3 separate regions of the Homo sapiens genome follow, and all the other regions are linked to region 1. Evidence: chromatin contacts called from ENCODE Hi-C or POLR2A ChIA-PET data. All regions are on one chromosome and are shown on one strand. The core of a region is the stretch at or near the end of the contact, and the rest is flanking DNA. Distances in the headings are between cores, read along the strand shown.

Region 1 (4,313 bases), core at 621-3,120:
GCAGAGACAGAAATAAAACTCGGATTTCATCAGTCTCAAGTCCACAGTTTTCTACCATGTGTCTCCAAAATTCAAATGTTGAAAAATAATTATAAAAACCTTTTTGTGGGGACATTTTCATAGGTCCTTTTTTTCTAAAAGAGCTGGAGGGTCAAGCAGGGCACCTGCATGTAATGTGAAGACCACGTGTGCACAGCATTTCAAACTCAATTCTTAAAACAAGTTAGTAAATAGCACAGTACTCAAGAACTTCTCTCAGCATAGAGTTCAAAAGTCTCAGAGAAAAGACACACAGATATGGCTCCTGCCCTAAAGTGTTTGGAAAGTCACCCGCAACAACAGTGAGACAAATCCATTTCCTGCTTCTTGAGCAATTGCTCTGCTCTCCTTGGCATATTCTGTCCATTTGACTCATCTATATATTTTTTGTTTTGTTTGCTTTTTAGTAATTTCCAGCACACCCTTAAATTTTACAGCCAAATTCTCTTAGAAACAGGGCACAGGATTTGGTACCATAACAGATTTATCTATTTGTAGACATACCAGGTATTGTAAAAATGATTTTTCTGGAAATCTGTACTGGGACTTATATACCATTAAAACTCTACATAGTCACAACTGTCTAACCCCAGCAAAACTCTTACTTTTAGGCAACCCTCTGATTTCTGTCTCCGAAGCATTCCAGAAGTGTAAACATTCCAAGTTTCTTATTATTGCTTGTTTTTATAACAAAGTACTTTTGACAGTTCCATCTATCTTCACAAGGCTGACACTTCACGTTGTATTTCATTATCAGTCCTCCTTTCTTCTCCAATCAGTCTTATTATCTTAGATGACCTTGATGTTTTTGAAGTGTACTCGACAAACATTCTGTAAAATGTCTCTCAATTTAGGTTTTATGTTTCATCATCATTAGAGTAAGGTCATGCGTTTTTGGCAAAAATATCGCAGAGGTTGTGCCCTTCTCAGGGCATCACATCAGGATATATGTGAGGCCAATGTCTTATTATTGGAGATATTAACTTTGATTACTTGGTTAAGGTGGTGTCTGCCAAGCATCTCCACTGCAAAGTAATAATTTTTTCTTTTGTAATTAAATAACGTGTGGAGAGATCATTTGAGACTATGAAACTCTTCTGTTTCTCATACTTTTGCCCATTAATTTAGCATTTGTGCTTGTAACAATCATTTCTGTGTTGTTTGCCAAGTGATTTTTCTATTTTCATGATTCCCTCTACTTACAGTTTGTTAAATGGAATTATCCTACAAGAGCTCTCCCAATTTATTTACCTAATTACTTGCTTTATTTCAGTATGGTCATATTGATGTTTATTTTATTCTGCTGGATAGAATTTATTACTATCATTGTGTACTTTTTGCTCACGTTGTCCCAAATGTGGCCACTGGGAGCTCCTTCAAGTTGACTCACGCATCCTTTGACATGCTCCCGTCATTTTGTGAGCATTTCTTTACTTTTGGGCTCATCTTGTATTCAGCCTGCTCTAGCCCTACACTCAATCCTGTTTCCAAGGACACCTGATTCCTTTTGTTGAAGAATGATACTTAAAAAGCAAAGTCTTTTTATTTAATTTTATTTTTTTGTGAGATGGAGTCTTGCTCTGTTGCCCAAGCTGGAGTGCAATGGCTTGATCTCGGCTCACTGCAACCTCCACCTCCTGGGTTCAAGTGATTCTCCTGTCTCAGCCTCCCAAGTAGCTGAGATTACAGGCATGCATCACCAGCCCGGCTAATTTTTGTATTTTTAGTAGAGACGGGGTTTTGCCACACTGGCCAGGCTGGTCTCGAACTCCTGACCTCAGGTGATCCGCCCACCTCGGCCTCCCAAAGTGCTGGGATTACAGGCAGGAGCCATGGCACCCGGCCAAAAACCAAGGTCTTGATGTTAGATATACTTCCTGGTACTGGCGTGTCACTATTTCTAGGCCTTCTTCTCAGCAGAAAGAACTAAAACATACATGTTTAGCTGTCTGGTAAGGTTTGTCTCTCCCTTGTATTAATAGTTTTACTTTTTCAGTGTTTTCCCGGCTATTCTTATATGATTCTTTTAACCATATGAACAGTAGCATCAATTTGTCTAACTTGATCATAAAAGCATTTTGGTATTTACATGATGATTGTGTTAAATTTGCAAAGTAATCTACAAAAAACTGATATCTTAATAATATTAAGTCGTCCTATCTAAGAACAAGGAATATTGTTTCATTTGTTCAAATTTGCAAATTTCAGAAGTGTTTTAACGTTTTATTCATACAGTTTTTGCACATTTCTTATTTATTCTTAAGTAACCTCCTTTGATGCTATTTTAAATGGGATTTTCACTACCAATATAATATGTCTTCCAATGGCTATGTTTGTGTATACAAAGGCTTTTGATTTCTGCATATTAACTTTATATCCCTGCTACTTTGTTGAAATACTTTGTTGTCTGAATTCATTTATCAGTGATTCTCTAGGGTTTTCCAAGTATACTATCATGTTAACTGCAATAGAGATAGTTTCTCTCTTCTTTACCCAACGCTCATGCCTCTAATTGATCTTTTCTTGTCTAATTACCTGGCTAATATATCTAATATAATATTGAATAAGAGTGAAAATAACGGGCTTTCTTGTCCTGTTACTGATCTTAGTAGAAATACCAATGGGGTTTCCCCATTAAGAAATTGGCTTTAGGACTAAGTGTGTGTGTATATAATGTTAAAGAAGTATCCCTCCATACCTGAGGTACTATTTTCCTTATTTTTTTATTAACAGCTTTATTGAGATATAATTCATAATTCACATATGGCTACACCTTGTTTATCCACACATGAGCTGAGGAACATTTGGGTTGTTTCCATTTTGGGGGTAAGTTAAGTTCAAGTACATGTATATTTTATTTTAGATTCAGAAGGTATATGTGCAGGTTTGTTAAACGGGTAAATTGTGTAATGCTGGCATTTAGGCATCACCCAAATATTTGGGTACCACCAAATAGTACCCAATAGGTAGTTTTTCAAACCGTATATCCCTTATCTCTTTCAGAGTCCTCAGTGTCTCTTGTTTCCGGCTTTATGGCCATGTGTATACACTGTTTAGCCCCCATGTATTAAGAAATAATGTGCAGTATTTTTCTGTTTCTGTATTAATTCACTGAGGATAACAGTCTCCAGCTGCATCCATGTTGCTGCAAAGGACATAATTTTGTTCTTTTTTATGGCTGTGTAGTATTCCATGGTATATATGTACCATATTTTCTTTATCCAATTCACCACCGACGGGTACATAGGTTGATTCCATGACTTTGCTATTGTGAATAGTGTTGCAATAAACATATGAGTGCAGGGAAGGTGTCTTTTTGATAAATGATTTCTTTTCCTTTGGGTACATATTCAGTAGTGTGATTGCTGGGTGGAATGATATTTCTATTTTTAGCTCTTTGAGAAATCTTCATACTGTTTTCCACAGGGGTTGAACTAATTCACATTCCTACCAACAATGTATGTTCTCTTTTCTCCATATCCTTGACAACATGTGTTATATTTTGACTTAATAGTCATTCTGACTGGTGTTGAGATGGTATCTCATTATGGCTGTAACTTGCATTTCTCTGATGATTGTGATGTTGAGCATTTTTTCATGTTTGCTGGCAGCCTGAATTTTTTCTTTTGAGAAGTGTCTATTCATGTCCTTTGCTCACTTTTTAATGGGGTTGTTTCTTTCTTATTTAAGTTTCTTATAGATATTTGTCCTTTGCCAGTTGCATAGTTTGCAAATATTTTCTACCATTCTGTAGATTGTCTGTTCATTCTGTTGTTTCTTTTGCTGTGCAGAAGCTCTTTAGTTTAATTAAGTCCCATTTGTCAATATTTGTTTTTGTTGCATTTGCCTTCGAGGTCTTAGTCATAAATTCTTTGCCCAGGCCAATGTCCAGAAGAGTTTTTCTTCTATGATTTGTATCCTTTGAGGTATTATATTTAAGTTTTTAATCCATCTTTAGTTTTTGTATATGGTGGGAGGTAGGGGTCCAGTTTCATTCTTCTGCATATGGCTAACCAGTTTTCCCAGCACTATTTACTGAATAGAGTGTCCTTTCCTCATTGTTTATTTTTGTTGACTTTGTCAAAAGATCTGTTGGTTGTAGGTGTATGGCTTTATTCCCAGGTCTCTATTTTGTTCCTTTGATCTATGCATCTGTTTTTGTAACAGTTCGATGCTGTTTTCATTACCTACAGTGTTTGCAGTATATTACCTTGAAGTCAGGTAATGTGATGCCTAAGACTTTGTTCTTTTTGCTTAGGATTGTTTTGGCTATT
Region 2 (4,313 bases), core at 1,255-3,754, 64 kb before region 1:
CTACTTTCCCCCACCAGGCCCGGCCTCTCTTCAGGAAGGCTAGGTGCTCTTCCCTGTAAGTGCCAGGGAACTCATGTCCGACACAATAGTCCAACTCCGTCCTCTCCTGGAGTCTCAACCACTGTGTGTGAATGATACAAGGTAGGGCATTGCCAGTCCACACCATTATGAAAGGATGCACTGGGTTGAACAGTGTCCCCAAAAAGTTCATGTCAAGGCCCAGCGTGGTGGCTCATGCCTGTAATCCCAGCACTTTGGGAGGCCGAGGCAGACAGATCACCTGAGGTCAGAAATTCAAGACCAGCCTGGCCAACACAGCAAAACCCTATCTCTACTAAAAACACAAAAATTAGCCAGGCGTGGTGGTGGGTGTCTGTTTTCCCAGCTACTCGGAAGGCTGAGGCAGGAGAATCATTTGAACCCAGGAGGCAGAGGTTGCAGTGAGCTGAGATCGTACCACTGCACTCCAGCCTGGACGACAGAGTGAGACTCTTTCAAAACAACAACAACAACAACAAAACCCAAAAAGTTCATGTCTACCTAGATCCTGTGAATGTGACCTTATTCAGGAACCAGGATTTTACAGATGTCATTAAGGTAAAATGAAGTCATACTCATGAATTCATGGTTAGGGGGGGCCCCAAATCCAATGTGACTGGTGTCCTTGTAAGAAGAGGACACTTTGGACACAGAGACCCAAACACATGGGGAAGGCCATGTGACAACAAAGACAGGGATTGCATCTGCAAGCCAAGGAACACCAGGACTGCCGGGAGCCGCCAGCAGCTGGAGAGGCCAGGAAGGGTTCTCCTCCAGCCTTCAGAGGGAGTATGGCCCTGCCGACTCCTGGAGCGTAGATTCCAGACTCTAGCATTGAGAGAGAATGAATCAATGTTGCTCGAAGTCTGATTTGTGGGGCATTGCTACGGATGCTCTGGGAAACTCAGGCACAAGCCAGTAAGCCAGGGCTGTCCCTTTCACAGCTTTCCTCCCGCGTGAGCTTCTGTGGGTTAGGATGCTTTCATACGCACATAACCAACCCAACTCAAGTGGCTCAGGCAACAAAGGATCTATCCTACACCTTGAATTGCATGATGAAAATAGATATGCATGCAGGTAACAATGATGAGTGTCCATGAGCATGGGGAGATGTGGGGGGCCCAGGCAGTAGGGCAGTACGTGTCAGATGTCAGCAGTGCTTACCTGGATGGGGGAGAGGAGAGCTGTAGAGAACCAGACAGAAGACTGCCTTTCAGCCTAAACATGTGCATTCACCTTACTTCATGGCTTTCCTGGAACAAAATGGCTCTTCACATTTGTGAATTGGAAGTGGGTTTTGTGCTGGAGTCAGCCCCAAAGAAGACATACAAGGTTTAGCGTCCTTTTTGAGACAAAAAGCTTCCCATGGAACCAGTATATTCTACCAAGATTTCAAAACTCTCTCTTTTTGTTTTTTTAGACAGAGTCTGGCTCTGTCGCCCAGGCTGGAGTGTGGTGGCACGATCTCGGCTCACTGCAACCTCTGACTCCCAGGTTCAAGCAATTCTCCTGCCTCAGCCTCCCAAGTTGCTGGGATTACAGGTGCCCGCCACCACACCCAGCTAATTTTTGTATTTTTAGTAGAGACAAGATTTCACCATCTTGGCCAGGATGGTCTCGATCTCTTGACCTCGTGATCCGACCGCCTCCGCCTCCCAAAGTGCTGGGGTTACAGGCGTGAGCCACTGCGCAGGGACTCCAATTCCTTTTTAAATTTATTTCTTCAGCGTTGTCACTGAGATCTGTCTGTCCAGGTGGAGAAGCACCTGGAGTGACAGCATCTGTCCTCAGGAGCATACTGCAGAGCTATAAACATGACGAACTCTCAGGAGTCCAAAGACACCAGGTATCCCAGGCTGGGCGCACACATGGATGTTGTTGCAGTGAGAACCAAAGACTTTTGCTTGAATTTCCTCCTCCTGGGGGACAAGGGCCATAGAGTCCTGGATGCTTAGCTCAAGGCCAATAGGCATGTGTTATATGCTAATCGATACACGCATTTGTGACCTGGGAGCATGCTGTTTTGAGCAGCTGCATGTCTATAGGAAATAATAAAGTGATTCATTTTTATGTTGCAAACTTCAGTATTTGATATAAATTCTATCAATATGCCTTTGCCACCAAGCTCCTGCCTCTAATATTTAACCATCATCTATTGTAGTTGCAACAAACTGAATCGATTGAGATTGAAAAATCAGATGTAAAAAAAAAAGTAGAAAAACATGTCCTTTGTGGTTAATATTAATCTTGCGATTGATTTTTTTCTTTTAAGGAAGTCTGCCAAGAATAGAGGAGACAATTAGGAGAAAAAGTGATTCACTGTATCCACAGCTTCGGAGGTCAAAAGGAGACAGAGCTGGCCTTGGTATTTGGCAGAGAGGAGAGTCAAGAGGTTGGGCCAGCAGCCGCACAGAAACACATCACATGAGACCTGGAGAGGGAGGAGGCAAAGAGCACGGGGCAGTCAGGAGGACGGGCTGGGCGCCATGCTCTGCGGGAGGGAGGGAGGCTCTGGCCTCCATGCCTTGGCTCCCAGTACAGCACCTTCCTGTTCCTGGATTAGCTTCCTGGACCAGACACAACACTCAATGACCTCTTTTAGTCAAAAACCTCTCCAAGACCAGGCTATTCTCGGCCTGCTGCACTTCTGCTTAGGCTATTCCAGAAGTGACCCCTCTATCAGAGCCAAGAAGGCTGTGTGGCACCTCTGGGTAAGATCTGTGGGGTCACTCACCAGAGACCCCTGGCACTTAGCTCATCAGAAGAAGATGGCTGAGCCTAGAAGGTGCTGACAAAACAAAAAACAAAACAAGCCCCCCTACTCCCACAACTTTCTCAGGTCATCACACCCTGGAATGATCCCAAGCAGCCCCATGCCACCACTCCCCAACCTTCTAGGAACCTCAGTAAAGGAGAAATATGTTATTGATGTCTCCACTCCACAGCTGTTGTCTCCCACGCACCCGCTATCTGCCTGGCACTGTTGGTCATTTTAGGGACACTTTAGACAGGTAAGTTTCTACTCTCATGAAGCTTCCAACCTAATGGGGAGATTGTGAACAGGCAGATAAATGAGATCATTTCGGATATTGATGAAGGACAGGAAGAAATTAAAATGCAGTAATGTAATGTGGGGTGACTTGGAAGGGAGGGCCTTCCAAGTCAGGGTGGTCAAAGAAGACCCTTCAGTTACCCTGTGGGGAGGCAACATCTGAGCTGAGGTCAGAACAGAGAAGGAGCTGACACAACACTCTCGGAGGAAGCACAGCAGACTGAAGAAGAGCGACTACACTGGGTCTAAATGGAGACCAGCCAGGCTCGCGCCGCAGGAAGGAAGCCGGTGTAACTAGACCAGTCACTGTAACTGGGGGTGACTTTGCCTCCCAGGGGATATCTGGCAATGTCTGCAGACAGTGTTGCTGTCGGCAGTGTGGGAGGATGCTAGTGGCAGCTAGTAGGTAGAGGCTAGAGATGGCACTAACTGTCCCACAATGCACAGGACAGCACCCAACCAAAGAATGATCTGGACTGAAATGTGCCTGGTGCTGAGGCTGAGAATCTTGGGGCCAGAGGGTGGAGTGAGGGCAAGAGGGCAAAAGCCCATGGCTGGGAGGTGGACAGATCACATAAGACCACGGGGGCCCTGATGAGGAGTTTGGGTTGTATTCTAAAATGATGGAAGGCCACTGGAGACCTCCCCTCGGGAATCTGGCATGATGTGCATTAACAATGATGGCTCTGATGGGAAATAGATGGCTGTGGGTGCATAATGGACCCTCCTACAGAAGTGCAAATGAGAGGTGATGGTAGCTTACAGGAGCTGTGGAGACAGACAGAAGTGGATGGCTGGGATATGTCTTTTTAAAAATGAGGCTGGGCGTGGTGGCTCACGCCTGTAATCCCAGCACTTTGAGAGGCCGAGGTGGGCGAATCACCTGAGGTCACGAGTTCGAGACCAGCCTGACCAACATGGAGAAACCCTGTCTCTACTAAAAATACAAAATTAGCCGGGCATGGTGGTGCATGCCTGTAATCCCAGCTACTTGGGAGGCTGAGGCAGGAGAACTGCTTGAATCCGGGAGGCAGAGGTTGCAGTGAGCCGAGATGGCGCCACTGCACTCCAGCCTGGGTGACAGAGCGAGACTCCATCTCAGACACACACACAGAGGCTGGGCGCAGTGGCTCATGTCTATAATCCCAGCACTTTGGGAGGCCGGGGCAGGCGGATCACGAGATCATGAGTTCGAGACAAGACTAGCCAACATGGTGAAACC
Region 3 (4,313 bases), core at 1,295-3,794, 44 kb before region 1:
AAGAGATCCACATACAAGGCCGGGGTGTGCTCCACCCCCGGGGACAGGTGAACCCTGCCCAGAGGGGGTTTAAGAACTGAGGAAGTCAGAGAAGCAGCCCAGACCTGCAGGAACTAAGGCGTCGGTGTGAGAGCTTGGAGTTGTCCACATCTGCTTCAACCCAGTGGGGCAGCCCGAGGGACAAGGTAAGGGGCTGGGAAGTGGAACCGGGGCAGGGGTCCCAAGGTGGTTTAGCTTCCAGTCTCAGCCAGAGCGCTCCGCCTGTACTGGGGAGTCAGCTTCCTTGGTCCCTGGGTCTCTCACTGGGCCGAGATGAGGCAATTCTCTTCCATGGCTTTAGTGGTTTCCAAAGAGCACTGTGTGCAAGTAGCCTGATGTGGAAATGAAGTACGGCCATTACGAAAACAAAGTCCACCCAGCGGCCTCCTAGAGGGGGACACAGAGCCCACCACCAAGTCTACTAGTTAAGAAATAAGAACTGCCCTGTCACTGAATTAGCCAGGTCCCACCCAAGGGCAGACCTAAAGAAGGAAGCCAGGTCTACATAGGAAGGTGGTCCATGTGAGATGAAGACCAACAGTATCTTCCACACAAGGTTCACACGTGTAGGGTGGGGGCGAGGTGAAGGCGGAGGTCCCTGTCTGTAAATGCAGTTGACTAGTAGCTGGGAATACTGGCTTTCTTAAGTACACACCGCTGCACCTACACGATTCCTGCTGGTGGTGGAAGGCAAGCCAACCAGCTTGATTGACCCTGTCCAAGTAAGAGGCAGGTTAACCTGCTTATGTGAGCTACAGGCCCCCCAGGAAAACTGAAAACTTCGCTTCGTGAGAGTAAAGTTGTCCAGGGATCTCCCCTATCTATGCAACCTCTGTCTATCCCCCTTCTCACATCTTCCCTAAGAAGTACCCAAACATCTTACCCTAAGTCATAAGAAGAAATAGAAAAGCTGTAAGATCAGGCCTGGCACAGTGGCTCACACCTGTAATCCTAGCACTTTGGGAGGCTGAGGTGGGCAGATCACTTGAGGTTAGGAGTATGAGACCAGCCTGGCCAACATGGTGAAACCCCATCTTTACTAAAAATACAAAAATTGGCTGGGCATGGTGGCGGGTGCCTGTAATGCCAGCTATTCAGAGGCTGAGGCAGGAGAATCACTTGAACCCGGGAGGCGGAGGTTGCAGTGGGCAGAGAACACACCACTGCACTCCAGCCTGGGAGACAGAGCGAGACTCCATTTCAAAAAAAAAAAAAAAAGAAAAGAAAAGAAAAGAAAAGCTGTAAGATCAGCTAATTATACTGCTTACCATTTGGTTAATTTCACATTTCATTCAATGTAGGTTAACTTACTGGATGTTTTTCTCTTAAAAAAAAAATCAGAAATATCTGATAACCCCAATATTCCATCCATTCTTTCTAAACGCAAGCTAGTGTGACTGTCTCCAAGAAACATCTGGCTGCTGAGACAAAAGCAGATACTTGTAAATACTTGTAAATTTCATATTTATTGTAACAAAAATTATGACATGTCCATTTGTGCATTCTGCTTGAGTATAACTCTGGGTATGTAAATGGCCTAATGGGGCACTATACAACCATGCTGATTGTGGCAGCAGTAAGGAACACAGTTAAAAGTGTCTGTCAAAGTGGGAAGGCTGGGACAGGGGAGGAAAATGGGTTCAGGGCCCTTGGGTGCAGGTTCTTGTCCAGTGGCCTAAGATCCATTTCCTCCGGACAGAAACACTGCAGCTGCTCAGCCTCCTCATTCAGTGAAGTGAGGGTGAGTTGTGAGGCAGGCAGGCTCCTCAGAGGGGAGGGGGAGGGGAAACGTCAGTTACTTGGGCTGTGTCCTTACGCCAAGACTACAAAACATCGTAAGCCTCACTATACAACACTGAGCTATTTACAATGGAAATTCTCAATCAGCTGTTCTCTCAGAGAAAATTAGTGAATCCCAGTGACTTAAGTCACCTGACAGAGTAAAGCAACTCCTAGGAGTTAGTCTCCATATTCTACAAATGTCTATTATTTTCAAGACAAAAACAAAACAAAACAAAACAAAACAAAACAAAAGCCTTTTCCCCCCAAAGAAATACAGAATTACAATATTATTAAATCATTTAGCAACGGCAGCCTGCCCTGCCTTCCAAACAAACAACAAAAAGCCATTTTAAAAAATATTACATTATCATTAACTGTTTCTCTGTAATATATTAAACCTTTTGTTCTTTGTCTTTACATATCTGATATGTTAGGGGGAGAAGTTAACAAATGTAAATCATATTGGTAAAGCATCACTAGAAGAAAGTGGTGATTACTTAAAAAAATAACCCAAAGAAAGAGAACCTACAGATTAGCTGCGATGACAGGTTGGGAACAGTGTCTGGGGGAAGGATGTGGAGTAAAACCCCTGGTTTAATGTGAGCCTGGGAGACTCTTGCAACTCAGTCTTTTGTGGTTAGTTTATTTGTTAAACAGCTCGGCTGGGTCATAGTGGCGTGTCGTAATAATCTGGCAGCTGGTCCAGCTGGTAGTGCCGCGGCAGCTGCGGCTGGAGCTGAGGGGGTGGTGGCGGCTGCTGCTGCTGCTGTTGCTCCTGGTGATGCTTCATGATTTCTTTGACCTCCTCTTCCAGCTCCGGGGGTATGATAAACTGATCATCAGGATCCGGCTGAGCCGGGGCAGCAAAATAGCCTCCAGGCTTTCGAAGAGGTGCGTCTGTAGCCACCTCTATCACATTGTGGCTCCTTTCCTGGGGCGCAACAGAGCCATTGGCCCTCCGGCGCCCAATGGTCCCAACGGCAGAGAAGTCTGCCTTCCTGGGCAGACCTGGCTCATCCTCGTTGGCGCTGATGACAATGCCCTCATCACTGGCCTCTGCTGGCACCTGAAGCAGGTGCTGCTGTTTCTCCTTCTCCTTGGCCCGGCTGCAGTGGATGTCCACCTCCACCTCCACCCGGCTGCCGTTGGTGAAGACGCCCTCGATGGGCTCCTCATCGTCACTGTCAAGGCCGTTGTCGGAGAAGGCGCTAGAGAACGTGGCGCTGGATAGCTGGCGCTGGAAGGAGTTGGACAGACAGATGGGGTGGAGCATGCAGCGCTGCTCACTGGGGTAGGCAGGGCTGTTCTCGCTTAGGGCTCCGGGCGGGGGCTCATCGGAGGCTGTTGACCCCACCTCGCTGCTCATCTCAGAAGTGGAGAGCTCACTGCTAATCTCGGAAGCCATGCCGCTGCTGGAGGACGGCACGCCCAGCCCATCTGAGGGCCGATCCTTGATCACCATGTTCACTGAGGGAGGAAAGATGCCAGGACTGGGTGGTGGCACAGCCCCACCGGCGCTGAGCTCGCAGCAGCAGAAGCTGTCCTCAGTGACACTGAGCTGCACCACCACAGCGCTGATGCTGTCGTGGCAGCCGTAGCTCTGGGCCAGGGTACACAGCTTCTTGGCAGCAGCCAGGGCATCGGGCACGTTGCGCACGGCTTCCACGGCCTCCTCGACGGACAGGCTGTCCCACAACCCCTTACTGCCTAGGATGAAGAACTCATCCTGGGGAGTCAGGAGCACGGACTGCACGTGGGGGCGAGGCACCACACTGGGATGGAGGAAGGTGTAGCCCAGGATGCGCGTGGACTCAGTCACTCCGTTCACCTTGCCATCCTGGAAGAACAAGGGTTTGCAGACAGACAGTTAATACAGAGCACCTGCGGCAACTGTGCAGGTTCCCTGCGGGTCCCTCGACTGTCTCGACTGTAGGACCACAGAGAAGTGCTGTGTGGCCCACAGAGGAAAGAAGGGCTCACTCTGTAGTGAGTAGTTAATGTGCACCTGTCATCAGAAACCCCAGGTAGTAGGCCTGGGCAGGTAAGGAGCAGTAGGGACAAAAGGAAAAGATTTCGGTTATGTGTGTTACTGGGACCCCATTCACACTAGGTCACAAGTCCTGCTGTTTATCTAAAGCAAGCCATCATCTAGCCTTACACAGCAAGCATAGCTGGCTAGCTCCTCCTGTAAACATGGGTTTACATCTTCCCTCCCTTGGTGAACATGGTGATCAAGGATCGGCCCTCAGACGGGCTGGGTGTAGGAAGACTCTGAGGTAGCAAGAGACTTTCTGATAGAAGCCAGTCCTGAGCAAAGACACATGACGCAGGCATATATCAAGACAATGCTCCTAAATCTTCCATTGCTCTCCATGATCACAAGAGGCAGTAGTGTCTAAAGGTCCAGAGAGGACTTGAAAGTACTTAAGCGGTGGAGAAAACCTTGGTTTGACTAGGTGGGTAAGAATGCTCATGTCAGGAGAACAGATGCT

Evidence for each region. A loop is a pair of places that touch in the nucleus more often than their neighbours do. ChIA-PET counts read pairs that join two places held with the same protein, here RNA polymerase II (POLR2A). Pooled maps may share reads with other maps.
Region 2: a loop to region 1 is called in a map of HCT116, with 3 times the contacts of the local background. The contact joins two enhancer-like sites. A Hi-C loop is called at or near these places in 1 of 168 maps with a recorded cell type or tissue (HCT116). POLR2A ChIA-PET finds 5 or more read pairs at or near these places in 1 of 52 experiments (activated CD4-positive, alpha-beta T cell).
Region 3: a loop to region 1 is called in a map of PC-3, with 2.3 times the contacts of the local background. The contact joins two enhancer-like sites. A Hi-C loop is called at or near these places in 4 of 168 maps with a recorded cell type or tissue (CD8-positive, alpha-beta T cell, PC-3, dorsolateral prefrontal cortex and 1 more) and 2 of 50 pooled maps. POLR2A ChIA-PET finds 5 or more read pairs at or near these places in 1 of 52 experiments (MCF 10A).

The regions. Positions count from the first base shown.
Region 1 is chr18:62,933,293-62,937,605 of GRCh38, reverse strand. The region is part of intron 10 of PHLPP1 (PH domain and leucine rich repeat protein phosphatase 1); the gene reads right to left. Among named protein-coding and RNA genes, the nearest start is that of PHLPP1, 220 kb to the right of the region's middle. Within about 2 kb of position 1,870, at least 4 of the 41 ENCODE cell types and tissues checked have a DNase peak (open chromatin) inside an H3K27ac peak, as active enhancers do; they include dorsolateral prefrontal cortex, where a contact is called at or near this core.
Region 2 is chr18:62,997,727-63,002,039 of GRCh38, reverse strand. No RefSeq gene overlaps it. Among named protein-coding and RNA genes, the nearest start is that of PHLPP1, 280 kb to the right of the region's middle. Within about 2 kb of position 2,504, at least 4 of the 41 ENCODE cell types and tissues checked have a DNase peak (open chromatin) inside an H3K27ac peak, as active enhancers do.
Region 3 is chr18:62,977,607-62,981,919 of GRCh38, reverse strand. It overlaps PHLPP1 (PH domain and leucine rich repeat protein phosphatase 1), which reads right to left. Exons shown (of 17, transcript NM_194449.4): 17 at 1,487-3,658. The coding sequence ends at 2,489. Among named protein-coding and RNA genes, the nearest start is that of PHLPP1, 260 kb to the right of the region's middle. Within about 2 kb of position 2,544, at least 2 of the 41 ENCODE cell types and tissues checked have a DNase peak (open chromatin) inside an H3K27ac peak, as active enhancers do; they include dorsolateral prefrontal cortex, where a contact is called at or near this core.